Regions from separate parts of the Homo sapiens genome. Here region 1 is linked to region 2. Evidence: read pairs that join two places in POLR2A ChIA-PET (ENCODE). Cell type or tissue: PC-3. All regions are shown on one strand. Each heading gives the region's core, and the rest is flanking DNA. Links, peaks and the distances in the headings are about the cores only. Region 1 overlaps HOXA11-AS (HOXA11 antisense RNA). Region 2 overlaps HOXA3 (homeobox A3).

Evidence for each region. ChIA-PET counts read pairs that join two places held together with the same protein. Peaks named below come from ENCODE experiments on the same cell type or tissue, not always from the same donor. Only the 100,000 strongest peaks of a DNase experiment are listed, where the experiment ranks them.
Region 1: POLR2A ChIA-PET joins it to region 2 with 5 read pairs; 2 of 35 experiments call an interaction of 5 or more read pairs at or near these places.

The regions. Positions count from the first base shown.
Region 1 is chr7:27,188,371-27,191,269 of GRCh38, reverse strand. It overlaps HOXA11-AS (HOXA11 antisense RNA), which reads right to left. Exons shown (of 2, transcript NR_002795.2): 2 at 1,977-2,669. Among named protein-coding and RNA genes, the nearest start is that of HOXA11-AS, 4.4 kb to the right of the region's middle. In PC-3, for the core only: no CTCF peak of the experiment used is centred there; DNase peaks (open chromatin) are centred at 719, 1,799 and 2,433; H3K4me3 peaks cover 2,500 bases; H3K27ac peaks cover 2,500 bases.
Region 2 is chr7:27,113,975-27,116,873 of GRCh38, reverse strand. The region is part of intron 4 of HOXA3 (homeobox A3); the gene reads left to right. Among named protein-coding and RNA genes, the nearest start is that of HOXA-AS2, 6.5 kb to the left of the region's middle. RefSeq lists a silencer at 1,143-1,358. In PC-3, for the core only: no CTCF peak of the experiment used is centred there; a DNase peak (open chromatin) is centred at 1,513; H3K4me3 peaks cover 2,209 bases; H3K27ac peaks cover 1,925 bases.

The DNA.
Region 1 (2,899 bases), core at 263-2,762, 74 kb before region 2:
CGTGGGGGCTTCCTGTGAGCTACGGCTGTAGAGACCGAGACCCAAGGACCAGAGCCAACCTTCGGGTTGGGCCACCCCCTTTTGTCTTCTTTATCTCAGACACACTCTGCTGGGAAACCTGTTTGGGCCAAAGCTGCATGGGGAATGGAAGGCAGACACTGAGAACTAGGGCTTCGCCCTTCAAAGTCTCCCCCACCCCATTTGTTCCCATGCTATAGGAAAAAGAAGTCTAATAATTGGCAACAATAAAAATAAAAATAGTTATTAAAGGAAGTAATCTTCTCTTCTCCCTTCAGTTTGGGATCCACTAAAGTAAATGATAACTAGATTGCTTAGGTACTTGAGACCCTCAGCTGAGCCCTGTGCCCCACTCTGCAGTGGCCAGGGGAAGGGTATGGGCCTTTTCAGATATTTAGGGGCTTTGAAGGATGACTGAAACTGCCAGTCAGACCAAGCAGAATTATGAGGTCCACTTCAGGGCATTACCTGTTTCTGAGCTTTTAGGAAGTGTTGGGGACCTTCGGGGAGGGTGAGGTGTCTCAACAAAGGGACAAATTAACCCCTGCCTCCACCTGGTAGTGATAGAGGTGATCTCTTGATTTTTTAATTGAAGCTTCAGTGCTGCCTCTGGGCAGCGCCTGGAAAATGTGATGGATTGTCTATGATCTGGCAATAAGCCATGCCCTGAGAACAAATACGTGGAGATCTCCTGGGCCTTCCCAGACAACCCATCTCCCCTAGCTCACCACATAAGACAGATGTGCCCACAGGAACCCTTTGATTTGGAAGGAGATATTCCTGTAATGGAGAAGAGCTCTGTTGCCATTTCTACCCGGGGCCTCCGGGCCAGTTCTTGCACCTGTGTGCAGTATGGTCACCAGGGTTGAAATACTCTTCTGTGTAGCTTTCTAGAAACAGTGTGACATTTGTGGACAGAGGAAAGTAAGGGATTAGGCAAGCAGGAGGAGGCAAAATAATGATGGTGCCCTAAGCAATCCACCAAGAGAGAAACTTAACTGTAGCCATCTGGGAGTGAGATTCAGTCTGTCAAGTGGGTCCTGACCCCTCCCAGGCCTATCCCATCTGGGTTGCCCAGCCTAGAAAAGCAGCAGCTGGGTCCGCAGAAGAGAAGGAGGAAGTGTTGGGGAAGAAAGGAGGGTAGAGAAGGGAGGGGAGAGGAAGGGAGATAAGCCAGACTTGGTGGGGCCTTGAGGTGGAGTATTCCTAAGAAGGAGGTGGGAGACTCAGTTCAGGCTCTGGTGGAAGCCCGAAGTTGGGGGAGAGTCAGGGACCTAACAGCCCCTCTTCTCTGCGCCTGAGTATTGGATGCCCTCCAGTGGCACCTCAGCTGTTGCTCAGTCTAGCAGAGGCATCAAAAGAGGTAGGGAAGAGACAGGAGGTCCCAGCAGGTGAGAATGGCTGGAAGGAGGCAGGGCAGGAGACAGGAACTGTAGGGGGGACAGGAGCAGGATCAGGAACTGTAGAGGGACAGGACCCCCTTGAGAAGGACAGTGGTGACTGGGGCAGCTTGGCATTGACATTGAGACTGTGGACAAATGCTGGGCATTTAAAGGGCTGCATGTGCAAGTACTGGGGACTTCGAATTCTCAGATTTCTGGGACAAGGAGCAGCTGCTGCCTCCCAAGCCAGCCCCAGGGAGAGAAGAGGGTGGCCCAGCAGCTTTGCCAGTTGGAGCTGGGAAGCCTGGAGTGTGGAGGTGCTCCCGGCCACCCAGCTGTATCCTCCCTTGGAGTGAGAGGGTGTTAAGCCGCCTGTCAAGTGACGATCCTTGCAGCTCACGTCCCTTGAATGACTGTGCTGGAAACGCCCCCAGCACAACAACCTCGGTAACAAGGCCTCGCATTGCCCGGTGCTCACCGACGGCCTCGAGGCGACCCCGCCTGGGCACTGCCCGCCGGCGCCCTCCCGCTGCCTCCCGGACCATTCAGGCTGCAAGAAGAAGCGGAGGCGGCAGAGGCGCCTGGACCCACTTTATTCCGATATTCCGCCTGCAAAGGCTGTGGAAAGAAGCGTAAGGCTCAGGGATGGTAGTCCCCAGAGAGGAGGGTCCCTGAGGCTCTGCGCAAGCCCCCCCTCCCCAACCTTTCGGGCCAAGTCAGACGAAGCCTCGGAAAGGCTGGGTCTGTTTTGCTGACCAAATCTCCTTGTTAGCCGTTTCCGCCTGACAAGCCTGGCGCAGGCGTTGGCCTTCTCCTCTCCGGGCGGCCACCTCCAATGCCGCGCGGGGAGCAATGGGGCCCGGCCCTGCAGAGGGCTGCCTGGACCTTGAAGTTTGGAAAAACAAGAAGAGACTGAGCCGGCTCCCTCCCTTCTCTGCAGACACACACGCACCGTCAGGCCGCCGCCACTTCCTGCCTTTGTTTTTCTTCCTCCAAACATTTTTTGGCCTCTTGCATTAGCCGCGGTGGGGCTCTGGGTTGACGATAAAAGGAAATACACTCTGAAGACAGTTTTCTGGAGATGGCCCGCGCTGTGGAGCTCCTGAGAAAGAACAGCTCCTGGGAAGCCAGTCGCCAGGGCCAATGTCACAGCCTTACGCGCGCCGGCCTCTTCAAGAAATGGAACTCGGACTTGGCCTTCCGGGGCGGCTTTAGCCTCAGTCGGGTCTTTCCCAGAGCCCGGTGGGCTAAGCTCGGCTGTTGGACCTCCTGCAAAGCGGAAGAGTCAATCATAGGCTCAGAGCAAAGTCAAAACCAAGGACCCGAAGGTCTGCCTCCCCTTTTTCCCCTAGATTTGGTCTGATCCTCAGAGCTGCGCCCACCCCTCGCCCCAGCCGCCTGCCTGGAGAAACCTTCACATTCACACCGCCAGCATATTCCGAACACGAGGGCAGGAGCGGGCAAAGCTGGGATATTGCGCAGCCTTGGGGAGCTGAGTA
Region 2 (2,899 bases), core at 263-2,762:
GCCGGCCTCGGCAGTAACCAAGTGTTTAACTGAGGCCCTTTCAAGTGCTCTAAAACACCCCTTGGAAATAAAATGTAAGCTTTAATTGCTGTTCAATTACTTGTCAGCATTTCATATGATTTATGACCTAGTTCTGGCGCATTTTTGACCCAGTTAAAGACTCATAAATAATATAGTTTTGCTAGAAAGAATGAGAGAGGGAATAGAGGTTTGTTAGAGGCATCTTTTTATTGTTGCTTCAGTGCCAGCAAGCTGAATAAATATCTAAGGATGGACTCTGGTTCTACATAAAAGCATGCACAGTGAGAAGCCAAGAGCCACATTTATAGAGCTCAGATTGGTTTTTCCTCCCATGAAAGTGCTAAAGTGAGTCCATTACGTATAATGCTAAACTATTAGATATCAAAAAAGGCTAGTCCCCTTCTACCTCGAAATGCCAGCTTCACCCTCACAGGCAAGTACATTTCCTCAATAATTTTCCTCTCTATTCTGTGATTTTGGTGCCTCTTCTTACCCACGATATTCCTCACCTTCCTCCCCGGCTGCACAGCCTTGGAACCGCCAGAGGCCCTCTCAGACGCCTTCAGGAGGACACCCCTTGAATGGTAGAAAGACACCACGGGCACCTTTGCTGCTCCAAGTATTCTTCTAGTGCTGAGAAAATCTTTTCTTCTAGTCCCCCTGGATGAGAGATCGGGAGCCACGGGGATTTGGGGGAATTGGTGGAACCAAGGGGTCCTCTCAGTAAAGAAAAGCTCTGCGGTTTTGGGGGAGCCGGGTGAACTGCTGTGGGATTTGTCTAGAAAGGGCGCAGCGGCGGCGGCTGGTAATTTCTGGAGGTGGAAATCAACAATCGGCATTTTCGCTTAAAAAACAAAACACCAATAGCAAACCAACAAATAAAAACCTTCCGCCAGCATAAATTATTATTTTAAAATAATCTCGCCTACGCTTGCTCCAAAGCCAGTCCTTTGGATTTAAGCAGAGCGGCTTGAGGCTGGGGCACCGACCATCTGCATGCCAGGACGCTGGACCTTCATCTTGAGGTCGGAGCCCCACTTCTGCCCGCTGAGGCCCGCGGCCCAGGAGCCACGTATCGGGGCGGATAGAGGCCCTGGCCGGAACGAAGCTCCCGCCCCAGATCTCCCTGGGCTCCCACGGCTCCTCAGGTCTGGTCCCCGCGTTTTGCCCGGCAGGGTCTTGGCGCCAGTGGAAAGGTATGCTTTCAGGGCGCCCCAGCCCTTGCTCGGGAGCCCTCGGTCCCCTTGGCCCAGAGAATCCCTTCCCCTGGCAGGTTCTTACGGAGAGCTGGCCTTCCCGGCAGCTGGCTTAGCTGAGAAGGCGGTGAGAGTCGCGTCAGCAGTTTGGAGGAGAAAGTGCGGGTTGATTATTGACCCACGCCTTCTTTCTTCAAATGCCACATCCGACCGGGCGGGTTTGAAGAGAAAATGCCGCCGAACGGATTTTTGCGGCTGGCTCTCACCTCCTACGCGGCCAGCTCCCCCTTTCAAGTTGCTCTGCAATATGCCATAAGGAGCAAGTGTTTGCTGTTTTGTGCTCTGTTTACAGCTTTGGGGCGCCGAGTCATAAATCTTGCCCAGCCATAAATGACAAAAACCATTGGTATGCATGAGGCCACCCTGGCCCGGAGTGCTTTTTGATTTCTCCCTTTTCCCCTGGCTTTGTTTTTGCTCTAAGGTGACACTTTGGCTCCTTGACAGTTTAAACATACTACTTATATTTTTAACACCTTCCTTTGAGAAGGACCCGCCGTTGACGCCTTGGGATTGCAGCAAAAGAGAGAAATCTCCATTTCTCTTTTTGCCACACTCGTACCCTTGCAGAGTTTGCTTCTGAAGCTGGGAGCAAAGGAGGCTTTAGGAGGAAAATCATCCACTTTCAAGTTGTGGCAATATTACCAGGCAAATTCGGACCTTTCTTTTGCCCAGCTCAGCGTTACTCCATCCCACTAATGAGGAAAATATGTATATACATATATATAATATATATTATATATATAATATATATTATATATATAATATATATTATATATATATGTATGTTTTAGGAATCCGTTTGAGAAACCACATATTCCTCTGCCCTGCGTGTGTGTGTGTGTGTGTGTGTGTATGATGTCGGTTTCTCTTGGGGTCAGAGCTTTCTCTGTCTTCCCTGTGGGTGAGCTGCGTGTCTGCACTCTGAAATGGGCACATGAGCCCTGGAGATCCGCGTTTCTAAACACCCTTGTTTGTACCTGAGCCCAGAGCATCCCATTTCACTGCTGGAACAAGTACCTGTCTCTCCCAGGACATTTTTCTCCTGGCTGCTAGGATGTCAGCAGTTTCTGCCTGAAAATTTAACCAAAGAGAGCCCAGTTGGCTCTTGAGGGTCTCTAGAGAAAAGCCTTATCCCAGCTCCCCACACCCCCACCCAAAGATCTGTTTGGGAGTTGCAGGTGAAGTAAACTGGGCAAAGTCTGGGAAACTCACTTTTCTTGGTTCTCTTTCCCCTCACCCCACAATTGGAAGTGTCCAGGGCAGAGGAATACGAAGTTTCTCAAACGAATTCCTAAGAAATAGAGCCCAGCAAGAGAGCCCCTTTGTGAGAGCCGTTTGTCCTCATTAGCATAATTTTCCTGGACTTTCGTGACGCCTGGGAGCAGGAGAGGGAGGGCGTTGGGGGGTGGGGGGAGGCTGCCCTCCTCCCGCCACCGCCGAGCTCCCCTTCTCCCTCCGGTCCCTCCCCTCGCCTCAGCCCCATCCCCCACACCAGCCCGCGCTTCCCCAGCCGCCTTGGTCTCCCCTCCCGCCCGCCCCAACACCCCCCACCGCACCCCCGGACCAGACGCTGCTCCGCGTGTAATATTCATAAGAAACATACCCAAGTCGGTGCCACTAGC